2 separate regions of the Homo sapiens genome follow, and region 1 is linked to region 2. Evidence: read pairs that join two places in POLR2A ChIA-PET (ENCODE). Cell type or tissue: PC-3. All regions are shown on one strand. Links, peaks and the distances in the headings refer to the core of each region. The heading gives the core; the rest is flanking DNA. Region 1 overlaps PARD3 (par-3 family cell polarity regulator). Region 2 has its middle 69 kb from the start of LINC02635.

Region 1 (15,573 bases), core at 4,071-8,070, 170 kb before region 2:
AGTCTGAGCACAGCAATGAGAGATTGCTATGTTTATTTTTTTTTTGAACGACAACAACAAAAAAAACAGTCCAAGTTTATATACATAATGATTTATAGGCACTTTGAAGCCTTTAAGGTTTTCTTTCTGCTCCCGGTCTCTCATCTCTCCATTCCCAATCACACACACTGTTGCCAGAATAACATTCCTCCAGCCCTGTTACGAAACCCCGGCCTGCTGGAGAATGAAAAGGTTTCCCTACTGCAGGTGAAACACAAGTATGCAACCCCCTCCCTCCACCACACACACACACACACACGCACGCACGCAGGTGAAACACAAGTATGCAACCCCCTCCCTCCGCCACACACACACACACACACACACACACACCACTTCCATCCAACCCCTCCAGACTCAACCATTACCACATACTGGGCACAGGCCTTTTCAGCACCCGATATCTGACAAGCAACATTCAACATGTCAACCCGGAGACAATACAAGATCCTTGCAATGCATTCTGGATCAACAAGTAGGTATATTAAGTCTAATTTATTAGACTCTAGGCATTTCGAGGCTTCACAGTATGTATGATGAATCTGTAGGCAAGAAAAACACAGAGTAAAAGCCCTTTATTCTCTATTTTCTATCTAGTTAAGAATTTACCAAATTTACCATATGTAATAAAATACTGTTTTTAGAAAACACTCAAATTTAGGCTCTTGAATATTTGACAAAATTATATACTGCTTCAAATACATACAAATATTCTTCAGGAAGCCTGTACATTAAATAGCAAATAAAGTATCTAAAGGATTCTGACGCTAAATGTCATTTCTGAACGTTTTTGTAATTTAGAAAAATAGTCACATTAGCAGCCAGCTAGTCCCACATCTTGAATACTTTCACAGAACTGCAATGACGCAGGGGCACTTCAGGAAAAAAAACACCAAACCTCTCTTCAACCCTGAAATGTGCCCTAACAGATGAATAATAAAAATGGAAAATATGCACCTCAAAGTACTCTCCACTTTAAACTGACACACTTGTGTTTGTCCTAATGCTGCTAATCAGTTTCCAGTAAATATGTCACATTGTTGTCTATTTCTAAGTGCTCCCAATTTGGATGAAGTCATCCCAAGCAGCAGTAAAAGGCTTTTATTGCCCAGCAGAATACAACCATTTCTGTACTTGCCTTTTGTTTCTCATTACCTAGATGTAGCAGTCAAAAAGTCCAAATTTTCAGGAGGTACATTAGTTTTTTAAATGGTTTCTCATATTTAATGTAATATTCTAGGTTTCATATCAGGCAAAATTATCAAGTTAATCTCATGCAGCCATGTACTGCATAACATTTCAGTCAACAACAGACCGCACACAGACAGTGGTCCCATAAGATTGTAATACCGTATTTCTACTGTACCTTTTCTAGGTTCCGATATGTTTAGAAACACAACTATGTACCACTCTGTTCTAACTGCCTGCAGTATTCAGGACAGTAACAGGCTGTACAGGTTTGCAGTCCAGGAGCAACAGGTTAGACCACACAGCCGAGGTGTGCAGTAGGCTCTGCAACCTAGGTTTGTGTAAGTTCACCCTATGATGCTCGCACAATGAAACTGCCTAACAACTCATTTCACAGAATGAATCCTCCTTAAGCGGCGCGTGACTATGAATATAAATCCTTAAAATGCTGAATGCAGCCTACGCTTTTAAAGATATGATGCTATTGGCCAGGCGTGGAGGCTCATGCCTATAATCCTAGCACTTTGGGAGGTTGAGGTGGGCGGATCACTTGAGGTCAGGAGTTCAAAACCAGCCTGGCCAACACAGTGAAACCCCGTCTCTACTAAAAATACAAAAATTAGCCAGGCGTGGTGGTGGGTGCCTGTAATCCCAGCTACTCGGGAGGCTAAGGCAAGAGAACCACTTGAACCCAGCAGGCGGAGGTTGCAGTGAGCCAACATCACACCACTGCACTCCAGCCTGGGCAACAGGGCAAGACTCCATCTCAAAAAAAAAAAAAAAGATAAGATAAGATATGATGCTATAAAAAAGGATTGTTGTGAGAATTTGAAGGATTCTACATGTAAAATGGAAGCTAAACATCTATAAATAGTAGAACTTGATTTAATATAGAAGGGTCTCCTACAGTAAATGAACCTGACAAGTGCCCCAAAAGTTTCCACTTAATTAAAAATCCACTAAGGAAATTACACACACAAATTAACTTCATTATGCAGCGAGCAGTCTCCTGGAGGAGCCGGAAAAGTAATCTGACCATGGTCCAAGGAGTTCCTTGTACTTCACTCCTGGCTGTTGTGTACGCATCTGTGATGCATCCCCAGGGAGAGATTAAATTTAAACGGATTGGAAAGAGAAGGAAAGATCCTTCCTTCCGATAAAAACACATCCAACATCACCTCCCTCCCCTAGAAATCAGGGGCTTTCAACAATGTGCTTTGGAGAATTTTAATAGGTTTTATAGCCTGAACCAGACCTAAAGAGCAATTCATTAAGAATTTTAGTGTGTTTCTTAAAATGCTCAATAAAATAAAATAATGTCTCAGGGCTATATCCTCACCTAAAATATTTTATAAAGGCCAAAATAAACCTGATACCAAAATCAGACAAATATGTATACATCTTCTCCCTCATGAACTAAGGTACAAAAATCAGCAACAATATATCACCAAATTAAATCCAACAATATATAAAGAGAAGTGGATGGTATACAAAAGCAACGCATCTACAAATCTCACCTCTCTCTCTCCAAAATCCAATTTTTTTTTTCCTAAAGGATAAATTAACCAGACCTGGAAATTAATGAGTTTGCAGATTGAAAAGTTTTCACCAACTTTAAACTGCACTGTACAGCTATAAATTTACATAATGCAGGACTACTTTTTAACAATAATATAGAAATCAGGGGAAATCAATTTTTAAAAAAACAAGATGAAGCCAAAGGCAGTCTTCAAAATATACTCCATGGCTAGGAGCTCACGCCTGTAATCCCTACACTTTGGGAGGCCCAGGAAGGAGGATGGCTTGAGCCCAGGAGTTGTACACCAGCCTGGCCAATACGGCAAGCCATCGTCTCTACAAAAAAATTTAAAAATTAGCCATGTGTGATGATGCATGCCTGTAGTCCTACCTGTACTGGATAGGCTGAGGTGGGAGGCTCACTTGGGCACAGGAGTACAAGGCTGCAGTGAGCTATGACTGCAACACTGCACTCAGCCAAGGTGACTCTGTCTCCAAAATAAAATAAAATTGAAATTAATAAAAATTTAAATTTGAAAAACGTACTCCATTAGGTCCTGCAAAGCGAGTAGACGCTGTGAGGATTCCAGCAGCCTTAATGAGCGCATACACACAAGGAAAGAACCACAACTATTCATTTCTCTTGTGAAATTCTTAAACCAACCCACAATTTGACCCGGTTATATAGCTCTATTAGTGTAAGTACACAACATTGTGCCCCAAACTTAAGAATTTCACAGCTACAAACTTCTACGGGCAGGGTTTCCATATGATAAAGATATTTGTGCATACTTGATTAAGTCATCATTATAATCATCTGTTGAATACGCTATGAGCAATTTTTTTACGCTGTTTTCTCTCACCTTTATAATGATCTTCCAAATCAGAAAAAAAGTCAAAATATAAAATTAAGACATCTTCTTTTAGGAATTCTTCTACAGAGCAGGCCTGAGTTTCAACTTGCATGGCATAAAATGTATGCAAAGAAAATGTATTCTGATATGAGACCCTCAGTTGCCTACAGACTTCAATCAACTCATTTGGAGAGCTGTTCACTACCTCTTAGTCTTTTCAAGTCTTATTAGTCTTTACACAATCCACTGACATGGACAGCTATAAAAGTTACACTTGCTGCTCTAGCGCTGACTAGACAAATTTGTAGTGATTAGCACATTACCTGAACTATCATTCCAAGTTTGTCTGAAAGCAACACAAAAACCTATAGCTACATGTCCTATAAAGTTTCTCATAAAATGACCACACTTTTGAGGTCGTAAAATAAAAGTACTTATTTGCCATTAAAATCACAGAACTTAAAGGGATTGCAAAGACTCTAGAGGTCACCAACAATTGAGAAAAGTTGAAGTTCAAAAATCAAGAAGTAATTTTTTTCACAATCAAATAGTAGTTGAATAGCAATATCCAACATTCCCATCTCCTAATTCCTTCTTCCACAGTCTCCTAGTTTTTTCATCATGCCACATACAGCTTACCAAAATCTTTATTTTTAATTTAAATCACAGGAAAGGCAAATGCTGTAATGAGTCTGCAAATATTTACAAGAGAGGAGTGAAGAAATAAGCCCACTAAATTCAGTGAGACAAGTATAATGAGAAATAATCCCAAGGCTCATTTTTCTCAGTTTCTCAGAATTGATAGGACAACAATAAAAGGAAGGGAAGAAATTTTGCAAGACTAACTCTCAAAAAGAATAGCTATTTGCAGAATGAATCACAGCTATTAATCTTTTCTTGAAAAATATATGACAGCAGGGTGTTTTCCCTGTCTCTAACTTTAAAAGGCCGGCTGCCAAAGGGCTATTCGATGAAAACATTACATACCATCATTGAGATATGCACTCTTTCAACCTGAGAACGCTTATTGAAAGGTAAGAAAAAAAAAGAAACGCAATCTTCTGAAAACATTAAACTACAAAACAGTCACATTAACAAAAGTACAGCTAAGCCTCACAATGCAGGTCTTCTCAAGTACATGCAAAAGTAGTAAAATGGAGACACTCTAGGGTAGGAGGCCTGAAGTAAACTGCACTAATCCCTTTGTCCACCCCCACCCATACAAATTGTCTTTGAAGTATTTTGTGAGATATCTTGATTTTATTTTTAAAATACATACAGGCCAGGTGCAATGACTGACACTTATAATGGCACTTTGGGAGGCCAAGGTGGGAGGACAGCTTGAGACCAGGAGTTTGAGATCAGCCTGGGCAACACAGCAAGGCTCCATTTCTACGAAAAAATTTTCTTTTAATTAGCCGGGCATAGTGGCATGTGCCTGTAGTTCCAGCTGTTTGGGAGGCTGAGGCGGGAGGGTTGCTTGAACCCAGGAGTTTGGGGCTACAGTGAGCTATGATCATACCACTGCACTCCAGCCTGGAGGACAGAGCAAGACAATCAATCAATCAATAATAAATAATTAGTAATTGATTAATCGGTGATAAATAGGTAAATGAGTTAAAATTCATATAGAATTTACGTTACGCCATAATATTTGCCTTTGCAATACGAAAGTTGAGCCTTCAAATAAATGGAAAACCACCCCTCACAAACCCATACCTCCCTCAGCAATACTCACACCCAGTGTGAGGAACATACTGGAAGGCCACTACAAATAGCAACATGAGGGACAGCCATCGGGCACCAGGCAGACGAGGGACCCACGGAGGAGCTCCTCTATGAAGACTCCAGTCTAGTGTCTCTTCCCCACCTCCCACCCTCTCTTTGAACTCCCTCTCTCTTCTGCCCTCTACAGGAAACAAGGTGATATCAAAATAAAGGGGTCTGGGACAAGGAAACAAGAAGCTCACCTCTATCAATGGAAAACATAAAAGTCTCACTACTACAATGAAATATTTGCCTGCCTCTACTTACACTTTATACCAAAGTTCAAAGTTAACACCGTTAATCACCATCCACAAAAGCATGACTAACCAAGTGAAGATTAACTAGTCATTTCCTGATTACAAATGGAAGTAGAATTTTCCCAGTATCATTGACAGTGACTATTAGAATGTGTTGAAAGTCCCTTACAATCACTCTTCCAAAAATGCTTTAAGACAAAATTTAAATAAAAATTTTATTCACTAACAGCTGTCCAAGATTCCAATACAAACATAATTCTACGTTGTGATTAAAAAGAAAAATTATTCAGCTTAAAAAAACAACTAGTGACAAACATGATTAGAGTTTTGTTTTGTTTCTTTTGAGATTGAGTCTCACTCTGTCACCCAGGCTGGAGTGCAGTGGCACCATCTCGGCTCACCACGAACTCCTCCTCCCGGGCTCAAGCAATTCTCCTGCCTCAGCCTCCCAAGCAGCTGAGATTACAGGCGTGTGCCACCAAACCCAGCTAATTTTTATATTTTTAGTAGAGACGGGGTTTGAGATCTGTGGGGTTTCCCCATGTTGGCCAGGCTGGTCTCGAACTCCTGACCTCAGGTGATCCGCTGGTGTTGGCCTCCCAAAGTGCTGGGATTATGGGCGTGAGCCACCGCACCCTGCCATGGTTAGAGTTTTTATCAGGTATTTGTTCTGGAAAGCAGACTCAAAATTAATATAAACCATCTTTCTCAAAACTCCTAATATAAAGCTAACACCAATTCACAAAAGAAGAGAGTAAATTATGCTTCTGCGAAAGTAAAATCAAAGCTGTTTTTTTTTTTTTACCATAAGCAGTCATAGAAAGAACAAAGCTGTTTTATACTTATTTCCCATTGACAAAATTAACCCCAAACATAACAATCACTTATTCAGAAAAAAAAGTGTAAAAAGTAACCATATGGTTTTAATGTTTCCTAATCTCCTAATTTATTATTTAGAATGTTAAAACTTATTTCTCAGGTTCAAAAAAATCCTTTAAAAAACTTTTACTATAATGCCTTATCAGTTACTCAACTACTAAAAAGTAAATTCATTATATCAACAAAGCACTACAAAAAGGCATGTGAGTGATACACTTCTGCACTTGGAAAATCTGCCAAATTCCCATCATTGAAGATTACACATATAACAAATATATGGGGCCCTTTTTTTTTTTTTTTTTTTTTTTTTTTTTTTGAGACAGAGTCTCGCTCTGTCGCCCAGGCTGGAGTGCAGTGGCGCGATCTCAGCTCACTGCAAGCTCCGCCTCCTGGGTTCACGCCATTCTCCTGCTTCAGCCTCCATAGTAGCTGGGATTACAGGCGCCCGCCACCATGCCCGGCTAATATTTTTTTGTATTTTTAGTAGAGACGGGGTTTCACTGTGTTAGCCAGTATGGTCTCGATCTCCTGACCTTGTGATCCGCCCACCTCGGCCCATATGGGGCATTTTTAAAATAAAAGAGAAAACAAAAAACTTCACATGCTGTGTTGAAACAACTGGCTTTCCTATTGGAGGAGTGTGGGGAAGAAATTAGGTCCCTACCTTACCAAATACAAAATCAATCCCATATGAATTCAAGATTAGATTCAAAATGCTTTCTTTCATTAATTTTAAACTATTAGATATAAAAAGAGAATATGTTTGCAATTTAAGGTGAGGCCTTCTTAAGCAAGACACTAGATGTTAATACCCAAAAGCCAGGAAGTTTAACATTTCTGTACAAAGTATGGTATATGCCATTTTAAAAAGTTAAACAGCAGACAAAATACAGAAAATATATTTTCAATGTGTACTGCATTTAAAGTTACTATTACAAAGGGCTTATGGGAAAAAAAAAAAAAAAACCCCAAGAGCAAAATGGATAAATTAATAGGAAATTCTGAGAAAAGGATGTAAACATGTGAGAAAACAGTAAAATTCCCTGGTGCTAAGGGAAATTAAGGCAATGATGATGTAGCACTTTTTGAGTATATCCAAACGGACAACAGAAAATAATAAGTAGATAACCTAGTATTCACGAGAGAGATCAATTATCTTTTTTAGGGCAATTTGTCAATAATAAGACATAAGTTGTATGTTTCTTTTGCTCTAAGCTACTCGTAGCTTCCATACACAAGAATAAAGCTGTAGAGATGCTATAGCACTAGTTATTTACAGCAGAAAATTTGAGAAAATATTCTTTTCATTAAAGGAATAAAGTTATGATAGGTTCATATGACAAGATATTATGGAATATGCAATAACGATTACAGGACTTCTCACTAGCTGCAAATTGAAATTCTGACTCAATCTGACATTGAACCCCAATACAACTAACCACATTCAAAGTTCTGTCCCTGCTCCTTGAATGATCTGTTCCAACACAACAGATCTGCTGCCAGTCCCAAAATCTGGCTTATATTAAGCATTCCATCTCCTGGGCTTCATCAGCAATGAATATCAAAATGGGCTAACCTACCCACATGGGCTTCCAAACTTTCCCGTAAGAAAATAAAGTAGATATATGCAATGATTTATCTGAAAAGATTCTCATCAGGCCCTTTGCAGTATAAAAGGAAAAAAAATTTGAAACAACCCCCCTTATTTTTTATTCCTTTTAAAGTAAGTGGCGGATATCAGTACACTTTGCCTGTAATCATTTCAGCAATGCAATATATGTACTGTAGTATAATCCCATTTTTAACAGAAATATTTTTTATATATATGGTATACACTCCACTTGTGTAATGACACTTTTCTTGGAGTAATAAAAATAGAGTCTCACTCTGTTGCCCAGGCTGGTCTCAAACTCCTGGGCTCAAGTCATCAATCCTTCTGCCCTCCCAAATTGTTCAGATTACAGGCATGAGCCACCACACCAAACTTGTTACTTTTTTTTTTCTTTCTTTTGAGACAAGAGTCTCGCTCTGCCGCCCAGGCTGGAGTGCAGTGGCGCGATCTCGGCTAGCTGCAAGCTCCACCTCCCGGGTTCACGCCATTCTCATGCCTCAGCCTCCCGAGTAGCTGGGACTACAGGTGCCCACCACCACACCCGCTAATTTTTTGTATTTTTAGTAGAGACAGGGTTTCACCGTGTTAGCCAGGATGGTCTCAATCTCCTGACCTCATGATCCGCCTGCCTCGGCCTCCCAAAGTGCTGGGATTATAGGCGTGAGCCACTGCGCCTGGCCCTTTTTTTTTTTTTTTGGTGATAGGGTCTTGCTCTGTCACCCAGGCTGGAGTGCAGTGGCATGATCACAGCTCACTGCAGCCTCAAACTCCTGTGCTCCAGTGATCCTCCCACAACAGCCTCCTGAATAGCTGGGAACACAGACACATGCCACCACACCTAGCTAAATTTTTTTTTCATCAGCAGACAAAGCTATAAAAGAAATGAAACAAAAATAGATCACTTGAATCCGCACCACTGTCTGTGTTCATAAAGAAAGTGACAACTACACTGAAGAAAGAGTTATTTCAAAATGTTGGAAATAGGTTACTTTATTAATTAATTAATTTATTTATTTATTTATTTATTTATTTATTTATTTACTGAGACAGAGTCTTGCTCTATTGCCCTGGCTGGAGTGAAGTGGTGCAATCTAGGCTCACTGCAACCTCCACCTCCCAGGTTCAAGCAATTCTCCTCAGCCTCAGCCTCCCAAGTAGCTGGGATTACAGGCATGCGCCACCATGCCCAGCTAATTTTTGTATTTTTAGTAGAAACAGGGTTTCGCCATGTTGGCCAGGTTGGTCTTGAACTCCTGACCTCAAGTGATCTGCCCACCTCTGCCTCCCAAAGTGCTGGGATTACAGGCATGAGCCACCATGCCTGGCCAAAATAGGTGACTTTAGACATCCCAAAAGGTCAGAAGCAACAAACTCATGTCTCCCTCCCCTTTTACGGTTGAGATGCTCCACAATCCCAACTGAGAACAGCAAGACACAGTTACAGAAACAGAAATGAGAAAGCGGGTGAAGGGGAGAAAGGGGGACGGAGAGAAGCAGGGGTCTGCAGTATTGACCTGGTCCCAAGAATACGGGGTGTTTATTTAGGTGGTTGAGCAAATAGTCGGTGAGGTCAAAGGTATCTCATGCATACAATGTGCCTTTCACTTTTCAACAGGAGCCAAGGGTTATTCTGTAACTATGTGCTCAGGCAAGGAAGATTTCCCACTTCTCCACTAACAACAGTCAGAAGCCAAAAGCTCCACTCAGGTGCTTGGCTACATTTTGCCTTAAAGGACAGCTGAAGTGGTGCGGTTACCTCCACCCCAACAAGGACTAAGAAAGACGTCTGCCCAACACTATGGAGCCGATTTTACCACAGAGGTGAAAATCCTATCCCCTCCCACAATGAGCATTCTATTTGGGGGAGGCAAAACCACAGTGCTCTGGTTTGAACATTTGTGTCCCCTCCACAATTCATGCTGAAACTTAATCCCCAACGCAACAGTAGAGAGGAGGTGCCTTTAGAAGGAGATTAGCCTTAGAAAAGGGCCCTCGGCTCCCCCACCACGTGAGTGCTCAGCTGCTAGGCACCAACCTAGCAGCAGAATCCAGGCCCACACCAGACACTGGCACCTAGTTTGGACTTCCCAGCCTTCAGAGCCGTGAGAAATAAATCTGTTGTTTTATAAATCACCCAACTTCAGGTATTTTCTTATAGCAACACGAATGAACTAAGACACACAGCAAACCAGCATGAAACATCTAGGAAAGTAGGAACACAAGAACACAGCACACCACGCTAGGGACGCCTGGGCCCGCAGGTGGTTCTCAGAACTGCCATTGAGAATGCCCACAGCAAAGGGCCCATTAGGCAAAGGCCCAGGAGGAAGAAGGCAACAGCAGATGGGGGCGTCTTGCTGAAAAAGCTGAGACTCTGGACTGCCTCATACAGGATATGGGTCTTACTACAGGCAATACCCTCGAATATTTTCTACTCTATTCTTTCTCTGTCTTTAAAGCCAATTTTAACCTACGAAGAAATACAACCTCCTCTTCTCCCACTCTTGCCCCACCACCAAAGACAAACACACATATGCTAGACTAACCATCCTACATGATACATGCATGTATGACTTTAAGGAAAACACTTCTAATAAGATAGCTGGAGGGAATGATCAGGATTTTATAAGCACCACTAGTCCTGGGAAAGCTGGTACTAGATCCATCTACTCAGACAGGAAGAATCCCATTTTCGTTTGTATTTTATTTTAGAGATGGAGTCTCACTATATTGCCCAGGCTGGTCTGGAACTCCTGGCCTCAAGGGATCTTCTCGTCTTGGGGTCCCCCCAAAGTGCTGGGGTTATAGGTGTGAGCCACCTCACATGGCCTCAGAATCCCATTTTTAATAAGCTCCACAGCACATCACTACCTCATTAAAATACCTCATTAAAATGGAAGAAAAGCCAACATACGGAGACCCCATCTCTACACATAATTTAAAAATTAACCAGGCATGGTGGCACTCATCGGCGGTTCCAGCTACCAGAGAGGCTGAACTGAGAGGATCACCTAAGCCCAGGAGGTCCAGGCTGCAGTGAGTGAGCTGTGTTCACGCCACCGCACTGCACTCCAGCCTAGGTGACAGAGTGAGACCCTGTCTTAAAAAAACAGGGCAGAAGAGGTCAGGGGGAGGATGGGTGACAGAGTAAGACCCTGTCTCAAAATAAGGGGACAGAAGGGGTCAAGGGGAGGAAGCCTATTGCCACTTCACACAAAGTACTGCTAATTTTATTTCTAAAATGTTTAGAGCACATTGTAGCATAAAACATAAAACCAGAACAAGCACAAATGGGGGTGTTCAGTAAATGGTAATGATTGATATATCTGAACAAAAATTTACAAATGGATGTAAAGTAACACTTCAGCTAGCAGAAAGTAACTCACTTTCTCCGTTTTGTTTAAGGGATCACCTCCTTAAACAAAATTACCAACCACTGAAATGTAGGTAAAGTTTTTATTACATAAAATGAAGTTGACAACTAAATGCAATGTAGCCCTCTGGACTGGATCCTGGCATAGAAAGAGGACACTAACTGAAAAACTGGTGAACAGCAAATAAATTCTGAAGTTTAGTTAAAGTCAACGTTGGTTCATTTTGACAAATGCATCACAGTGATGTAAGACATTAGCAAAGAGGATGAGGTGAGGGGTACACTCTCTCTACTATCTTTGCAGTTTTTAATAAATCTAAAGTTATTTTAAAATAAAAAGTTTATGTTAAAGAATGACCGCACCAGAGGGCTGTTCAAGAAATGAGGAAGGGATCAACCATATCAAGTACTACTGAGGAATCCAGCAAGATAAGCGTCCACCTGACTTATATTAATTAAAATGCTGAAATCCCAGGAGTGCTGGGAGAGAGGCGAGGGCAGGGGATCACAGGAACTTTGTTGCAGAGTTGCAGAAGGCCTCAGTGCTTCCCTCTGTCCCAGAGGTCCTGTGATATCCCCTCCTCTTGCCCTATAAGCATCACGGTCCTATTGCTATGAACCACCTTGTGCAACCTCAGTGGTGCTTTGGAATGTTCTAGAATGAATCAAAAGATCCTCACAGCTTTCCCTAAACTTAGGAATGCATCCTAAACTACTGAGTTCAGTATGATATTCAATAAAGTGGGAGCAGGGGATAGAAAATGCCCCATGCACTGACCTCTTAAATCCTGTGCAAGATTCTATGCATAGAGGATCTCTCTGCACATACCACATAGAATGTTTTCTGAAGCTTGCTGGAAAATATTCCCTATCTCTGTCAAAGAAAGGGAGAAAGGATAAGTCAGGAGGAGGGCAGAACCAGAGTTGGAAGGCAAGGACAGCTGCTACGGTTCACCCTCCTACACACTGACCCGCCAGCGACTCCGTGCAAGTTCATGGAGAAGGGAAGGGAAGAAAGGAAAGGTGTCAGCTGACTTGAGCTGGAGAGAGAGAAAAACACAAAGGCGACAGCTGGTGAGAGCCTCCCGTCCCCACCCCAAGAGGAGAAAGGGAGGAAACCTGAAACCACTTCAAGACGAAAAAGAGGCAGTCCCATTGCAGCTGGCTGCCTCCTCCAGTTCCAGCAGAGCTGGCCGGCTGGGAGACAGCCCCAGCCTGCTGGGAGAGCCCCCTGGGAGCTGAGCTGCAGGAGAGGGCTCCGACAGCCCTCCTGGGTTCTGAGACAGCAGTGAATTCAAGGAGACAAGGATGCTCTGAAGGCAAAAGGATAAAAAATGGATCAGTGCATCTGGTCTCCCTGTCAACAAACATATCCTTCTGATGCCACCTCTTTCACGACCCAAGAATCTTTTGAATCCATGGCAGTAGCACAAGACAACTTCCTTGACAATCACTGTGCCCGTTCCAACAAAATGCGGTTTTCTATCATCAGTGAGTGATAGGACTGTAACAGGTGTGTTCAGAGCTGAGCTGTTCTTCTGACTCCCGCCCCCATCTCCCCCTCCCACTCCTCCTACCTGTCAGCTCCCAGGGCACCCTAACTTTCACACCAAGCTGTTTTAAGGCTTCCAAAGGCCTCTCTCACCAGCCTCTTCTATATCATGTGAACAACAAATCACGTTCCCTCCCCTCTTTTCCTACTGATTCAGACAGAATCTTCATTCTGAACAACAAAAAATTGACGTATATCTTTTGAGATCTAGACTTCACAGCATAAAAAAATTGATAAAGCCTACTAATTATACCAAGTAGGGTAAACAGTGGTTAAATTTTTTTTAATGTGAAGCTTGACTAAAGTCTACTTACACAGAACTATCACTATATGAACAATATGGTAGACAGGTAATGTTGGTGTCTCAAATAACTAACTCGAGTTCAACTTTTAACAAAAGTATAAATGCAAATAATTTGTTTACATAAGACTTTTTCCCCCTAAAACAAATATTATAGCTAATTGGAACTGGCCTATTTGTGGGTGAACAGACCAACAGGCTAACAGACTATACTCAATACTACATCTCTAAAGGCAGTAAAATGCCAAACCTACAAATTGCCTATGGAAAAGTCAACTGCTGTGTTTTCGTAAACCAAATTTTTTTTTTTTTTTTTTTTGTTTGAGAGAGAGTGAGTCTCACTCTGTTGCCCAGGCTGGAGTGTGGTGGTGCGATCACAACCTTCTGCAGCTTCAACTTCCTGGGCTCAAGTGATCCTCCCACCTCAGCCTCCCTAGTAGCTGGACTACGGGCATGCACCACCACATCTGGCTAAGTTTTTTTATTTTTTGTAGTGGTACAGTCTCACTATGTTGCCCAGGCTGGTCTTGAACTCCTGAGCTTAAGCGATCCTCCTGCCTCAGCCTCCAAAAGTGCTGGGATTACAGGCATGAGCCACTGTGCCCAGCCTATTTTTATTTATAAAAAGAAAATTCTGGGTAAAGAAGAAAGGGAATATCTAATTCTCATTTAGGTGGGGTTTTTAGACACCAATCCATGCAGAAGCGACAGCCCCTGTGCAGAGGAGCGCAGCCATCTACAAATGGACCACAGAACAAAGAGAATGCCCTGCTGTCAGCACAAAAACTCTTCCCATGCTGGTCGGTGCCACTGTGATACCTGCTTCTGTGGAGCAGATGATCCTGGGATCCTATTGTCCCTCATTGTGTATGGATTCAGTAGGCACTACTGAGAAATCTCTTATAGTCTAACAGAAGTTAATGAAGCACATACAACACAGAAAAATTAACAAAAGTTGATAAAGTACTTCAAAAAGACCATTACTGGTTTTTGTAAACTCACAGGATGATTCCAGATTTTGCAAGCATTAGAATATAAAATACCTAAAAATTTCTTAAAATGTACAATATAACAATAAGGTAAATTCATAATAATCAGGTTCAGCGACAATACTCAGAAGCAATGAGACAATCCCATCCCATTGCCTGGCACAGGAACTGCCTATTTAGTTTTCAAGGTGTTTGTACTTCTTTTGTCTCAATCTCCCCAGCACAACCTTGGGAGGATGAAAATTCACGTGATAGCTACATGCTACTGAAACTTGGTTCTTCCAAGTTTCCTCCACTCAATTAAACCTCCAAATTACTTGCCTTTGATAACTATTTTTAATGACAAACTACAAACAATCACAGAGTTTACAAGGACAGGAACTGGGATGAGATCAGAGGCACTTGCCTCTGACACCAATGTAAGGGGGGGACCAAAATCTCAGTAGTCACGATAAATATCATAATGCAACAATTCAACAAAAGAGATTGTTCAGCTAGAGATCAACAGATTAATAGACTGATTAATAGAGATTAATCCAATCCACTGCCACAACAGATCTCCACGTTTGCAGTCCTTGGCTGGATGGCCTCTACACAACACGGCTCCCAGGGGTGGTCCCGTCTCACAGACCCTACAGGCCAAGTTCTTTACTTTTCAGTTTCCGTGTTCATTAAGTGTCCTGGAAGCAGAACTGCATCATAAGATCAATGGCAATTACTCTGACCTAAAAAACAGAGAATCTCATAGATGATCTAATGAATCACATCCCAACCAACCAATCCAGGGTTGATCTACCCACATCCTGTACTGCGTGGAGGCTTTTTAATACCAGTCACTACTAGGGAGTAAAACGTCAAAAAGAGATTGCATTCCTTAATTTTGCATTGTTTGCAATTATCTGTAAAAACTAATTTTTCAAAAGAAGAAGGGAGACAATGCAGGCAGCCTTCTCCATATTGATCGTGAAGAATCTACAATCACCAACAAGGCACAGCAGGCCACAACATCTGAAACTGCAGACCCTATGTTCCTACCACAGGCTCCTTCACTGAAAGCAGGAGCTTCGGAGTCACACGGTCTTGGGTGCCAAGTACCACTCAGCCATTTATTAATATCGCCAAGCCTCAATGTCCTTTTGTAAGAAAGGAACGTAATATCTAATTCATTGGATTATAAATTCATATGTTGAAGGCCTAATAGTATGCACTGGACTTAGCAAATATTCAATTAAATCTTATCATCA
Region 2 (15,573 bases), core at 6,706-10,705:
CCACCCACCTTGTCCTCCCAAAGTGCTGGGATTATAGGCATAAGCCACTGCACCTGGCCAGGAAATAAATTTTTAAGAAGATTACGAATATCCTAGAGGATATACCTCATTTAAAAGAGGGAATACACTAAAAAAAAAAAAAAGACACAGGATGAAGACAGCAGGAAGTCCAGCACAGGAGGTGGAGAAGGAACCCCCAGGGTGGTGGGAAAAGCCTCCTGGGATGACGGCTCCACAGAGAGCAACCAGGACAGAGGGGGAGCTGGAGGCGGGGCGTGCAAGAAAGATCAAGAATTCTCAAGGGAGAAAAACAGTAAGATAACAATAAAAATAATAAAAATTATTCAACAAAATATTCAAATAAAAATTATTCAACAAAATAAAAGCCAATAGATAACAATGATTCTGAATTTATTAAGGGACTTACTGTGCTGTGTTGAGAAAGTTAGAAGGTGGCATAATAGGCAAATGTGAAACCAAGTGAACAAAAACTCAAATGTAGAAACAAAGACGTTCAAATCAATTACCATCTCTAGGGGGGAATAGAACAAGACAAAAAATGTATTCATAGTATACTCAATGGCTCTGTTATGAAGAATACTATACAGATCATAAAATGTAAACAATTAAAATTAATTAAACAAAAACTGTGCTATAACCCTATTGATAAGATTGGGGGTATTGAATAGCAATGTGTGTGTGGAGTGGAAAATAAATAAATGCTTTTCTCCACTTGCACCCAGTATAATTAATAAGTTGACAGAGAGAACCTTTTTTATTTTTTATTTATTTTATTTTTTGAGACAGACTCTCGCTCTGTCACCCAGGCTGGAGTGCAGTGATGCAATCTTGGCTCACTGCAACCTCTGCCTCCCAGGTTCAAGCGATTCTCCTGCCTCAGCCTCCCGAGTAGCTGGGATTACAGGTGCACACCACCAAGGCTGGCTAATTTTTGTATTTTTAGTAGAGATGGGGTTTTACCGTGCTGGCCAGGCTGGTGTCGGACTCCTGGACTCAAGCCATCCACCTGCCTCAGCCTCCCAAAGTGCTGGGATTATAGGCATGAGCCACTGCGCCCAGCCATTGCCCTTTTTTTTTTTTCAAATACACACTATTTGAAGTTTTCCCCCCACTCAGAGAAACAACGTTATATTCAGTGACTTTCAGGTAATAACAGGAAGTCTCTTTTTCAGGTGCTAAAAGTCTAATCGTGTCTATTCTGATATCAAAACTTCAGTCTAGATTTTGCCCTGGGTATATTGGACTTGAATATAGACACCTCCCCCGTAGAAAACAATGATCAAACCCGAACATGACATGAAAAGCAACGACGGGAAAGTCCTGGAGCATGAACGGAAGGTGACGGTGGCGGGTGAGGAGTGCAGCTGGAGTGCTGGTGCATGCAGGGAGAGAGCCAGACAAGCAAATCCCATCTCTGTGGCTTTTTGCCTGTGGCCGTGTGCAGTCCGTGTAGCATGAAGGCCAGTAGACATGGCAAATCCACAGGTTTTCTGGCATGGGGAGCAAGAAAAATGAAGCCAGAAAACCAGGAAAGCTGAAGAGAATGAGAGGGTCCCAGAGGGAAACATTTAGAAATGGGATGCTCAAATTATATCTCTCACAGACCCCAGAGGCACACATATGTGAAACAGGCTTAAAGCAGCCCAGCTCAGGAAATTAAATCTAAACTGAGAACACAGCTACCATCCAAGAGATACTCTTCACGCTAAAATTTCCTACTAACACAAAGGGGGAAAAACACGCATTGGAGAAAAATAACAGAATCCAGAATCTCCACAATTTAATATTTGAATTCCAGGATCAATCCAAAATTACCTGTCATATGAAGAATCAAGAACATGGAATTTGGCCAGGCGTGGTGGCTCACACCTGTAATCCCAGCACTTTGGGAGGCCGAGGCGGGTGGATCACCTGAAGTCAGGAGTTTGAGACCAGCCTGGCCAACATGGTGAAACCCCGTCTCTACTAAAAATACAAAATTAGCTGGGCGTGGTGGCATGTGTCTGTAGTCCCAGCTGCTCAGGTGGCTGAGGCAGGAAAATCCTTGGACCTGGGAGGCGAAGTGTGCAGTGAGCTGAGATCGTGCCACTGCACTCCAGCCTGGGTGACAGTGCGAGACTCTCTCAAAAAAAAAGAAAAAAAAAGAAAAAGAAAAGAGAAAATGGAATTCATTCTCAAGAAAAAAGAGAATCAATCAAGCCACATCCCAATTTGAACCCAGTTGAAACTCACAGACAGGATTTTAAAGTAGATATTGTAACTACTGTCAGTAAAGTAAAAGACACATGTTTTCAACTGAAGAAAGTCTCAGCAAATAGAAAATCTCATCAGAGGAAAGACTAAATGAAATGCAAGATAAGTCAATCAAAATTACCCAGGCCTGGCGTGGTTACTCACGCCCGTAATCCCAACATTTTGGGAGGCTGAGGCGGGAGGATCACTTGAGCCCACGAGTTTGAGGCTGCAGTGAGCCATGATCATGCCATTGCCCTCCAGCCTGGGCAACAGAGCAAGACCCTGTCACAGATACAAAAAAAGAAAATTGACCCCAAATAGTCATAGACAAATATTCTAGAAAAGTCATTGAACTTTTAATGAAATGATAGGCTTTTTTGGGCAGCCCAGCACACAAAAATCTAGTTATTTACAAAAGGGGAAAACTCAGGCTGGCCTTGGATTCCTTTGTGTGTTATTTTAACCCATATTAAACAGTAGAACAACACTCACAAGATATTTAAGGAAAGAAAGGGACAAGAGCGGCCTGCTGAGCCTAACTGTCCTTAGGTGTAAGTCTAGAGATGCAGTTTTTGTTTTGTTTTGTTTTGTTTTGTTTGTTTTGTTTTTGGGACAGTGTCTGTCACTCACTCTGTCGCCCAGGCTAGAGTGCAGTGGTGCGATCCTGGCTCACTGCAACCTCCGCCCTGCCGGGTTCAAGCGATTCTCCTGCTTCAGCTACCCGAGTAGCTGGGACTATAGGTGTGTGCCACCACACCCGGCCAAGATGCAGAGTATATTGATCCTTGTGTCATCCTTAAGGACACTATTTAAGGACTACTTAAGGACAATAGGGTGTCTATTTTAGCTGAGTAAGAAATAATTGGAGTAATGAGGGTAAGATACTCTGGGTGGGTCTTGAATATCCAGAGCCACGGAACTAAGACTAAAACAGATGGGGTGGAAGGAGGGTGACAGAACAGACTGAAAATGGCATATGCTTGGCAATGCAGAAAGGATGCCACCGACACAAACAGTGATTGGGGAAATGAGGTAAGAAGGAGGATAAGCTCATGAACATGTCATCAGTAGTAACTGGTCAGCTGGGCGCTGTCGCTCACGCCAGTAATCCCAGCACTTTGGGAGGCCAAGCTGGATGGATCACGAGGTCAAGATATCAAGACCATCCTGGCCAACATGGTGAAATGCCCTCCCTACTAAAAATATAAAAATTAGCTGGGCATGGTGGCGTGCACCTGTAGTCGCAGCTACTTGGGAGGCTGAGGCAGGAGAATTGCTTGAACCTGGGAGGTGGAGGTTGCAGTGAGCTGAGATCGCGCCACTTCACTCCAGCCTGGCGACAGAGCAAGACTCCATCTCAAAAAAAAAAAAAAAAAAAAAAAGTAGAAACTGGTCGTCAAAGGGTACCATTTAAACCTGGTCCTTTGCCCCCTTGCCCTCAGATCCAGTCCTCACCCCTTTGCTGCTCTGATCAGTGTCAAGAGAAGGCTGGGCCCTGCAAGCTGTGTTTCATAGCTCCTGTGTCTCCTGTTGTTTTTCTGGGTCAGCCATGTCAAGACACAAGAGGACAACTGGAAAGTGACAAGAAGGAGAGAAGCTTGGGCAACATTGCCAGTAGCAGGTGCATTGCCTCTGGGGCTAAAGCTCCTACCCCACAACATTTTTCTTTTCTTTTCTTTTCTTTTTGAGACAGAGTTTCACTAATTTTGTATTTTTAGTAGACACCGGGTTTCATCGTGTTGGCCAGGCTGGTCTCAAACTCCTGACCTCAGGCGATCCGCCCACCTCAGCCTCCCAAAGTGTTGGGATTACAGGTGTGAGCCACTGCACCCGGCCCACACATTTTTCTTAGGTCACAGCTACTACCAGGTAACCCCTGTCCCCAAACAGTCACACCACCTTCTCCCACCCACCTAGAGGAAGTCATGGCTTTCTGGTGTTACTAATCTGTGGGTTCCTACCCGGTCTCATTTGGCTTCTTGACTCTTCTACCACCCATGTAGCCAATTTCCTGAATTAAAGTCAATCATTAGTTTTTTGTTGTTGTTGCTTTTTCTTTTCTTTCTTTCTTTTTTTTTGAGACAGCGTCTTGTTCTGTTACCCAGGCTGGAGTGCAATGGCACGATCTCAGCTCCCTGCAACCTCCGCATCCTGGGTTCAAGCGATTCTCCTGCCTCGGCCTCCCAAGTAGCTGGGACTACAAGCCCATGCTACCACGCCCAGCTAATTCTTTTTTTTTTTTTGTATTTTTGTAGAGACGGGTTTCACCATATTGCCCAGGTTGGTCTTGAACTCCTGACCTCAGGTGATCCACCCGCCTCGGCCTCCCAAAATGCTGGGATTACAGGCATGAGCCACCACGCCCAGCCTAAAGCCTTTAAAACCTAAAGCTTTAAAGGCTTTAGTGGGGTTTCTGTTTTTCTAGACCCTGACTGATACTAAAATTGACAGCTCAAGTAACAAAAGTGTAAACATATTAAAAGAACAAAGGTTGGCCGGGCGCGGTGGCTCATGCCTGTAATCCAGCGCTTTGGGAGGCCGAGGTGGGTGGATCACCTAAGGTCGAGAGTTCGAGACCAGCCTGACCAACATGGAGAAACCCCATCTCTACTAAAAATACAAAATTAGCCGGGTGTGGTGGTGCCTGCCTGTAATCCCAGCTATTCGGGAAGCTGAGACAGGAGAATTGCTTGAACCTGTGAGGCGGAGGTTGGGGTGAGCTGAGATCGCACCACTGCACTCCAGCCTGGGCAACAAGAGCGAAACTCTGTCTCAAAAAAAAAAAAAAAAAAAATGTATCGTTATAGCCGGAAGCAGTGGCTCACGCCTATAATCCCAGCATTTTGGGATGCCGAGGTGGGTGGATCACTTGAGGTCAGGAGTTTGAGACCAGCCTGGCCAACATAGTGAAACCCAGTCTCTACTGGAACATATAAAAATTAGCCAGGCATGGTGGCACACGCCTGCAGTCCCAGCTTCTCAGGAGGCTGAGGTGGGAGAATTGCTTGGACCCAGGAGGTGGAGGTTGCAATGAGCCAAGATTGTGCCACTGTACTCCAGCCTGGGCAACAGAGTGAGATTCCATCTAAAAAAATAAATAAATAAGGACCGGGCTTGGTGGCTCACTCCTGTAATCCCAGCACTTTGGGAGGCTGAGGCAGGCGGATCACAAGGTCAGGAGATCAAGATCATCCTGGCTAACACAGTGAAACCCCATCTTTACCAAAAATACAAAAGATTAGCTGGGCATAGTGGCACATGGCTGTAGTCCCAGCTACTTGGGAGGCTGAGGCCGGAGAATTACTTGAAACTGGGAGGCAGGCTGCAGTGAGCCAAGATCACGCCACTGCACTCCAGCCTGGGTGACAGAGCAAGACTCCATCTCAAAAAAAAATAAATAAAAACAAAAATAAAAACTAAATTACAAAATAAAATAAAGTTATTATAAAGGTGTCTACTAGAAAAAATATACTAATTTTTCTAAATATACTAATATACTAATCTTTCTAAATATACTAATCTTTCTAAATATCAGAAGAACTACATATAAAAAACAAAGCAAAAGCAAATAGACAAATTTTAAAAAAATGGAAAACAATATAACAGATCTAAGACTAAACATACCTTAGTCACATCTATGAATACAAATGGGGTTAGCATCCCAACTAAGAGAAAAATATTTTTAAGTTAAATCATAAGGCAAAACATAATTCTCTCTACCTGAAACACAACTAGAACAGAATATTGAAAATGAAAAGATGAGTAAAGCTGTATTAAGGGAGAGTGCACCAGAAGAAAGCAAAGGTCATGGTTTTTTTCTTTTTTTTGGCGGAGTTTCGCTCTTGTTGCCCAGGCTGGAATGCAATGGCGCGATCTCGGCTCACCACAACCTCTGCCTCCCAAGTTCAAGTGATTCTCCTGTCTCAGGTTCCCAAGTAGCTGGGATTAGAGGCATGCACCACCACACCGGCTAATTTTGTCTTTTTAGTACAGACGGGGTTTCTCCATGTTGGTCAGGCTGGTCTCAAACTCCCGACCTCAGGTAATGCACGCACCTTGGCCTACTAAAGTGGTGGGATTACAAGCATGAGCCACTGTGACCGGCCAGGTCATGGCTTTAATTTAATTTTAGGTAAATTGGAGTTCAGGCCAAAAAAAAAAAAAGATTAAGTAAGACCAATAAAAACACCTTGTAATGCTAAAGGGTATGATTCACAGTGAAGATATAATGATATAATAGTTATAAATAACTGAGTACCAAATAACAATGCAATGGCACTCATAAACTTGGAATTACAGGATACAAAAGGAGAAAGAAACAGAATCACGCTGGTTTCATTCCTGACTCTATAGTCTATGACAAATCAAATTAATAAAAATGAAATCAATAATATAGAACTCTCATATAATCTATGTTAAACATGATCGTTCATATATATATATACATATTCTCTACACATAGAGCATATTCTTATTTCAAGAATATTCAAGAATAGAACATTCAGGAAAACTGACCACATATGAGGCCACGAAAAAAACCTCAATACATTCCAGAACATAGAAACAGCATAGGCAGCCTTCTTTGGTCACAATGCAATAAAATGATAAATTAATTTTTAAAAACAGATAACAAAAATTCCTTTTCACCTGAACATCTTTAAAGTTTATCCTATATGAATTTAAAGAAATTCTTCTTAACTCTTGGATCAAAATATAATATTAACCTAAATCACAGGACTTCTAGAAAATAAAAATAACAAAAACAATACATTTTCCACACCTTGGAATCTATGAGATAGTGTTAAGGTAGTAGTGGAAGATAAATTCATAGGTTTAAATACTTAAATAAATAATAAATAAAAACCAAATGAACCAAGCATCTAGCTTAGAAAAAGAACAATAAAATAAACTGAAGGGATGTAGAAAGAATGAATTAATAAAAATAAAAACAGAACTTTCTAACTTAGTGAATTAGAAAACAGAAAAAAAAGAAGTAAACTGAATCTTTGGGGAAAAGAATTAAAGAATAGAAAAGCACTAGCTAACTTAATACAGAAAAAAAAAGTAGAAAATGCAAATGTACAAAATAAGAAAGACTAAGAGAAAACCACGAAACTATATTAAATTAAAACAACCATAAGGAAATACTTTGGTCAACTCCATGAAAGTAAAATTTGAAAACTTGGATGAAAAATACAATTTTCTTGGAAAATATAATTTAGCAAAATGGATCCCAAAGAAAAAAAATCAAAGCATTCTGATTCTCATACAACAAAGAGAAAAAGTTGCCAAAGAGTTCCCTCAGAAATGCCCAACTAGTGTCACAGGGGCATTCTAAGATATCTTTAAAGAGCAGGTAGTACTCAATTCTGTGTAAATTGTTCTAGCATGTAGAAAAGAAGGAACATGCTTGAATTATTTTATGAAATATAACATTGATTTCAGAACCTGAGATGGCACACTTCAACCAAGAAAACTACAAATGCATCTCATGTATTAATGCAAAAATCATAAGAAACAAATAACTTTCAAAAAATTACATGGGAATAATGTGGGGACAATTTTGTGACCACTGTTTAGAAAATGCAATCTGACACAACTTCGAGTATGGACCAGTTGCCTCAGGTGAACCCTGGGTGCTGGACCTGGAATCAGCCAATGGCCGTGTTCCTCTCCCAGATAGCTGCCCAACACCACACCCTTAATGCACATTCCTTCGTGGGTTCATTCTTCAGCAGGCAGCACAAGGCCATTCACTGCTCCTACTGCCTCTTTTTATATAGTATCAGAAAGTTCCAGAGAGACTGGGCACAGTGGCTCACGCCTGTAATCCCAGCACTCTGGGAGGCCGAGGCAGGTGGATCACCCGAGGTCAGGAGTTCAAGACCAACCTGGTCAACATGGTGAAACACCATCTCTACTAAAAATACAAAAATTAGCTGGGCATGGTGGTGCATACCTATAATCCTAGCTACTCGGGAGGCTGAGGCAGGAGAATCACTTGAACCCAGGAGGCAGAGGTTGCACACTGAGCCGTGATCGCACCACTGCACTCTAGCCTGGGTGACAGAGGAAGACTCCGTCTCAAAAAAAAAAAAAAAAAAGAAAGAAACTACCAGAGAGTTCCAGAACCTTCCTTCAAAACTGGGAGATTCCTGGCCCTTATTCAAGAGGTCCCCCCTATGACTAGCTGCCTCCTCAGATAAACAACATTTCCAGTGATCTTTAATGGATGATTATGGGGTTCTGTGATGCCCTTCGGTGTAACACATTTGTGTATTTTTTGTTTGTTTTGCAGAGATGGGGTCTTGCTATGTGGACTAGGCTGGTCTCAAACTCCTGGGCTCAAGAGATTCTCCTGCCTTGGGCTCCCAAAGTGCTGAGATTATAGGCATGAGCCACCACACCCAGCCCATATTTGTGTTTTAATTGTGGACTTCCTTCACTTTTAGCTCCTTTAAATAAAAGATTCAGGCATTAGAGGTATTGTGTCCTGTTAAGAGGAAGGACATTGGGGTGGGGGGCCTAGTAAGCATTTGGCGTCTCCCATATTACACAGTGTAAGTGACTTTTGATGGCTTCAATAGGCAGCCTAGCCTATTAGTACTGCAGCTGGGGACCCACATGGTATCTGGTATTTCTACCACAAGTTAGCTGAGGTATTTGTAAAATCAGCATATTCTTAGGTGCATGTTGTCTAAATCATGACTGCCAAGCTCCCAGGAGGAACTCGACTATCCTGTATTTCCAGGATTTCTCCCTTTTTCGGCTGCACCCGGTTGAGCACTTGCTTGTAAGCCCAGGTTTCCATGCCTAGAACTAATGGTTACCCCAAGGCCCTCTCTTTGCCCTGCAACTGGATGGAATGTATCCCATGAACTCTAAAGGGAACCCAGCAGACAGAACATAGCAGTCACTACCTTTAGAAGAAGCATCCTCAATTAGTTCTCTTTCAGGCTGGAGTTACTCCCGGGCTGGGAGTATCCAGCTTCAGGGAAGGGCTGTCAACCCTGACCCCTGACCCCTCAGGCACGGGGTTGGCTTCTGCAGACATTCCCAGGGCACCCCCTTCTGCCAAGCTTGGGTGTGGACAAGTGTAATTAATCGGGTCCTCACCACCAAAGCTTGTTCAGATTTGTCAGTTGGTTGTTTTTTAAATTATTCTGTTTGTCATTCTTCTCACTGAGGCAGCGGGCTGTTTATCCTACAACACACAGGCAAAGGTGAATCGTGTTAAATGCAGGGAGGAATTAGGGGAGAAGGATTTGGTTTGATGGGGAATTTTCAGAGGAAACGAAAATCAAGTTTATAGATAAAAACAAGGTAGGAAGCAAAGGATTGGGAGATTTTCAGCCTGTATTACAAAGAATCGACTCTTGCTTCTTCCTAGATGCTGAGTCTACATGGATTAGAAGAGAGACGCTCACTTCATCCAGGACACAAAGAGAGCAAGCTTGCAGAGCACTTGCCCAGGCCTGCATCCGCCTTCCCTGCCTTCCCTCGGATGGGGCTGGGTGATTGCAGCGGCCTTCACCACATTGGGTAGAAGCAGGGAGACATGCAAATTAGAAAACCAGGAGATCGTCACAGCAGATCAGTTTTCAAAATCTGGGCTGGACATAAACTGGAGTACTTCTAATCTGATCAGGACACCTGGGGCTGTGGCAGGAAGCAAATTCTATTTTTCAAAAGACAGGAGAATTGCTCTGAGTATCGTGATGGCTCGCATCATCTTTTCCACCAAAATTCCAAGACGCCTTAGCGTTGCTGGATATGTATTGTAAGCCCTACAGCCTTCATCTCATCCAGACACTCGAGATAAAGAAATGTTAGCCGGAGTTTAAACCATAAGAACAGATATGACTGAAATGGACCTCATTTCACCGGAGATTCCCAAGTCAGATTCACAAACACATGGGGCGTCCTGGTGGATAAACCTTTCCCCGGAAGACACATTTGTGAAGAGTCTTGGCCCCCAGTGTTGAGACTGATTCGGCGTCCTGAAATAACAACCCGCTGCCGAGGCACTCCACTCGGAAGGGCGTGAGAGCCTGACCTCTGAGGCTGAAATTACAGACCACCCTGTCAGGATGCACGGAGCATGTCGAAGAGGACGAGGCTGGTGCCCGACAGTTGACGCAGCCCGCCTGTTGGCCACAGGGAGCCACTGAAGGCAGATCTCACGTCACGATCAGTGGCCTCTGCACGTCTCTGTGAGGCTGGGGAAATGTCAGGGACTGAGGGACTCCCACTTCATCTGCAAGGGGAACAGGGAAAGGCCATCAGTACCTTCACAAGAACAGAAAAGCTTCCAAAGCAAACTGGAGCATGTCACTTGGTGCGACGCACATGCCGCACGGCCAGCCACCGCCACTCCCCAATTTCTCCTTTGCTGGGAAAGCCCTAGTTTTGTCATGGTGTCCACACATCTCCTCTAAGGCTCAGAGGCAAACCTCAGCATTTTCAGCCAGTTCTAATGGCTCCATTCCCCCAGGCAGTGATTTATCTAGGGACGTGGTTGTGCCCATTTCTGGCCATATGCAAAATAAGAGGGAATGGGGAGGGAGTTCTAAGAAATGTTTTCTGGTTTATAAAGAGTTAGGAGGCTGGGCATGGTGGCTCACGCCTGTAATCCCAGCACTTTTGGAGGCCGAGGCGGGCAGATCACGAGGCAAGAGATCCAGACCATCCCGGCCAACATGGTGAAACCCCGTCTCTACTAAAAATACAAAAATTAGCTGGGCGTGGTGGTGCGCGCCTGTAGTCCCAGCTACTCGGGAGGCTGAGGCAGGGGAATCGCCTGAACCTGGGAGGCGGAGGTTGCAGTGGGCCACGATAGTGCCATTGCACTCCAGCCTGGACAACAAGAGCGAAACTCTGTCTCAAAAAAAAAAAAAAAGAAAGAAAGAAAGAAAAAGAAATATTAAGCGATTCCACATTGAATTCCTAATACAAAATAAAAGAGAAAAAAATACTAGGCAATATGAGAGTAAAAAGCAACAACCATTTGTATTACATATATTATTTATCTTATGGAAATGGTCCTGCAAGTTAGATATTAATTTCTTTGGTTTCTATCTGAACAAACTCAAGTTCAAAGCAATTAAGCAATGCTCCCAATCTCACCCAGCCTAAGCTCATCTCTTTCCACTGTAGGCTCGTGCAGATATTTAGGTGGAGAGGAAACTGCACCACAAGTAAGACCTAAAACAGGCTTATCATTTGTTTTCCTTCTGGCAACAGGAAAAAGAAAATCTGTCCAGATTTCCAAATCTGTCCTCTGAATGGGTCTGTGCAAACATCAGGACCTAAAATAGATCTTCCAATAAATAGCACAAAGTAGGGGGGACAGGAGGAAGAAGTACACCGGCCATATAAAATAATACTGTCCTCTGTTCCAGGAGCATTACATATATCATGTCATCTCCATCAAAGCAGGCATTATGATGTTCATTTTCTAAATAAGGAAATGAGAAAGTTAATTCATTTCCCTAAGGTCACAGAGCTCTGAGTAACTGAACTGGATTGGAAGCCCTCTCTGTGTGAGGCCAAGGCCTGAGCTGCTTTTCCCTTAATTGCAGGGTACATGTGTGAGTGTGCATACATATGCACATGTGTGAGTGTGCATACATATGCACGTGTGTGTGTGTGCACTTGTGTGCATATGCGTGTACGGTTCCAATTTTATGAGTTTGTAAACTTTCTGTATCAAGTAGAATATACCCATCTGTCAGAGTAAGACAGGAGTAAAAATTGAATTAAATGAAAAGTAGGACTGCTAAGCAGGAGACCAAATTCTCAGCACCAAATCTCAGGCCCAACACAGGCACCTCCCACCTACCACTGCCCACTCTGGGGCAGCCCAGAAACCCTGAGTTCATCAGGACAGACCCTGGGAGACAGAGCACAGAACTGTAACCTGGGCTGGCGGAAACAACTCCTCCTCTGCCGATCCCCCAGCAAGGAGCCGGCTGCCCTCACCCCCACTTGCATTAGCTAACTTTTTCAAAAATGAATCAGAGTTTCAGATGAAGCTCCATAAAACCGTGGGCTGCTCTGAGACTGCAAATTGCTAGCAGATGTCTTTTTGGTTCGAGTACAGTCACATTCCTGCCAAGCATAAAAATGAGAGGTTAGAGAACAGATCATTTTATTATCACATAAGGAAAACCAGCCAATTAAGCCTTCATGTTTTTCAGGTATATGTGGCATGGATTTTGAAATCTCCTTGCAAAAGGACCATATCTTTGATAGCTAAAAAAGGCCTTGGCTCTTCAAGGTGAAGTCCTTTGCATCTGAATTTTATTCATTTGAAAACACAAAATAGGGTGTGTATTTCTTTCTTTCTTTTTTTTGAGACAAAGTCTCGCTCTGTCGCCCAGGCTGGAGTGCAGTGGCTCGATCTCGGCTCACTGCAGCATCCACCTCCTGAGTTCAAGCGGTTCTCCTGCCTCAGCTTCCCTAGTAGCTGGGACTACAGGCATCTGCCACCGTGCCCGGCTAATTATTTTCAGTAGAGACAGGGTCTCACCATGTTGGCCAGGCTGATCGTGAACTCCCAACCTCAGGTCATCTGCCCCTACCTTGGCCTCCCAAAGTGCTGGGATTACAGGGGTGAGCCACCACTCCCAGCCAAGGGTGTGTGTTTCTACATTTATTACCTATCAGGGCAGAGTGATTTTCTTTTAAGCTTTATTTAAACATGCTACAGGCCACTCTAACATACTTTATTATTAAAATTTCATCAGAGCCTGAACCATTTTCTTATTTGTTCTTGTTCTATAATCATATGTAACAAATTATAGGATTTCAGCTGAAAGGTGATGTGTGTGTATATATGTATATGCTATAATTTTTCTTTTTGTGGGTGGTGGGTGGGGCTTTATGGTGCATATTTTTACTTATCAAGCTTAGAGTGTGTTTGTCACAAAATTTCCATTTTAAGAGTACTTACTAGTCTGATTAAACACTTGTAAAAATGTCAATGGTCAATAACCTTTTAAATGAATCAGCTGAGCTTGACTAGGATGAGCTTAATTTAGCAATTAGCCTGGCCAAATTGTCTGTTATTATACAAGAAAAGTTTATAATAAAGTACATGCCTCAGTATAATAACTTTTGCCAGGCACAGTAAATCAAAAACCATACGTCTGCTGAGTCAGCTCCAACTGCAGGGACGGCAGCTAAAAATGTCTCTGACTTACAATGAAATTTGTATCCTCAATGTTTAACATTAAACCTAAAGACAAGGCCAGGTGCCGTGGCTCACACCTGTAATCCCAGCATTTTGGGAGGCTGAGGCCGGGGGATCACGAGGTCAGGAGATCGAGACCATCCTGGCTAACACGGTGAAACCCCCGTCTCTACTAAAAATACAAAAAATAAGCCAGAAGTGGTGGCGGGCGCCCATAGTCCCAGCTACTCGGGCGGCAAAGGCAGGAGAATGGTGTGAACCTGGGAGGCAGAGCTTTCAGTGAGCCGAGATCGTGCCACTGCACTCCAGCCTGGGCTACACAGCGAGACTCCATCTCAAAAAAAAAAAAAAAAAAAAAACCTAAAGACAAACACTGCAAGTTCAAGAATACCAGCAGAGTTATATTTTCTCAGTGCAGTTCAAATCCATGAATCTGCTAGCTTCTTTGTGGTAGGAGACTATGAAGCTCATAGGGGGAAAAAACTGGCCATATTTCTGAATAGTGAATTCAGCTAGAAACCAGCAGGCCTATAACACTTGTTTTTGTTTGGCTACACATGGCCCTGAGCCACAAAACATTGCAGAGCAGCCCGGGAGCTGCTACAAATGAACTCTGCTGCCCACCCCCTGGCAACCCCATGACATTTTCATCCTGAGGCTGTAAGTGTTTTGATGCTTCTCTGGTCTTGATCATACAACCCTTCATCACTCAGAGCTGAATCTCTTAGATGAAATGGTTTTCATTTTGTTTTTCTTTTTGTTTTGAGACGAAGTTTTGCTTGTCGCCCAGGCTGGAGTGCAGTAGTGCCATCTCGGCTCACTGCAATCTCTGCCTCCTGGGTTCAAGCAATTCTCCTGCCTAAGCCTCCCTAGTAGCTGGGATTACAGGTGCCTGCCACCACGCCCAGCTAATTTTTGTATTTTTAGTAGAGACAGGATTTCACCATGTTGGCCAGGCTGGTCTTGAACTCCTGACCTCAAGTGATCCAATCGCCTCAGCCTCCCAAATTGCTGGGATTATAGGTGTGAGCCACCATTCCCAGCCGATGAAGTGGTTTTCTGGTCCTTTTTTTTGAGACTGACTTTCACTCTGTCGCCCAGGCTGGAGTGCAGTGGTGCAATCTTGGCTCATTGCAACCTTTGTCTCCTGGGTTCAAGCAATTATCCTGCCTCAGCCTCCCAGGTAGCTGGGATTACAGGTGTGCGGCACCACACCTGGCTAATTTTTGTGTTTTTCGTAGAGACGGGGTTTCACCATGTTGGTGAGGCTGGTCTCGAACTCCTGACCTCAGGTGATCTGCCCACCTCAGCCTCCCAAATGCTGGGATTACAGGCGTGGGCCACCGTACCTGGCTGGTTTTCTAGACCTTTAAGCCAGTTGCAGCACAGCCCACTCTCCAAATTTACAAAGCACACTCCTCCCACCCCCGCCCACCCGCCCCCCCCCCCCACCCGCCCCCCCCCCCCGTCAGATGGATGCATTTACCCTTAGCTCTGCCACCAAGACCTAAGCAGAGAGCAGGGAGCCTATAATCAATCAACCAATCAGTCAATCAGTCAATCTGTGTTTACGGAGCGTCTGCCAAGTGTCCAGCCCTTGCTCTCTAAATACCATCTCTGGAGATATAAAATGAGTGAGCAGAATGGAAGTCCAAAGCATCACTATGAAACAGAAAACAGTATCTGCTGACTTTCCATCAACAGCCTAACTCAAAAATAGCACAAGGCCGGGCACAGTGCCTCACACCTGTAATCCCAGCACTTTGGGACCCGAGGCAGGATGATCCCTTGAGCCCAGGAGTTCGAGACCAGCCTGGGCAACATGGTGAGACCCCGTCTCTACAAGAAACTTAAAAATTAGCCAGGCGTGGTGGTGCATGTTGGTATTCCCAGCTACCCGGGAGGCTGAGGTGGGAGGTTTACTTGAGTCGGGGAGGTTGAGGTGGCATTGAGCCAAGATTACGCCACTGCACTCCAGCCTGAGTGACAGAGCAAGACCATGTCTCAACAAACAAATAAAAAAACAAAAATAGTACAAAATAGTGAGTGCAGTATGAGGAGGACATTCTGGGAAAGTTAAGATGTTCAGAGGTGAATGTGAGTGGACAGTGTGGTGATGCAAG

What was found. Peaks named below come from ENCODE experiments on the same cell type or tissue, not always from the same donor. Only the 100,000 strongest peaks of a DNase experiment are listed, where the experiment ranks them.
Region 1: POLR2A ChIA-PET joins it to region 2 with 5 read pairs; 3 of 35 experiments call an interaction of 5 or more read pairs at or near these places.

What each region holds. Positions count from the first base shown.
Region 1 is chr10:34,727,536-34,743,108 of GRCh38, forward strand. All of the region lies in intron 1 of PARD3 (par-3 family cell polarity regulator), which reads right to left. Among named protein-coding and RNA genes, the nearest start is that of PARD3, 80 kb to the right of the region's middle. RefSeq lists an enhancer at 9,753-10,253. In PC-3, for the core only: CTCF peaks have their summits at 4,098 and 5,511 (motif pointing left); DNase peaks (open chromatin) are centred at 4,546 and 5,696; H3K4me3 peaks cover 1,213 bases; H3K27ac peaks cover 2,660 bases.
Region 2 is chr10:34,896,430-34,912,002 of GRCh38, forward strand. No RefSeq gene overlaps it. Among named protein-coding and RNA genes, the nearest start is that of LINC02635, 69 kb to the right of the region's middle. In PC-3, for the core only: a CTCF peak has its summit at 9,313 (motif pointing left); a DNase peak (open chromatin) is centred at 9,002.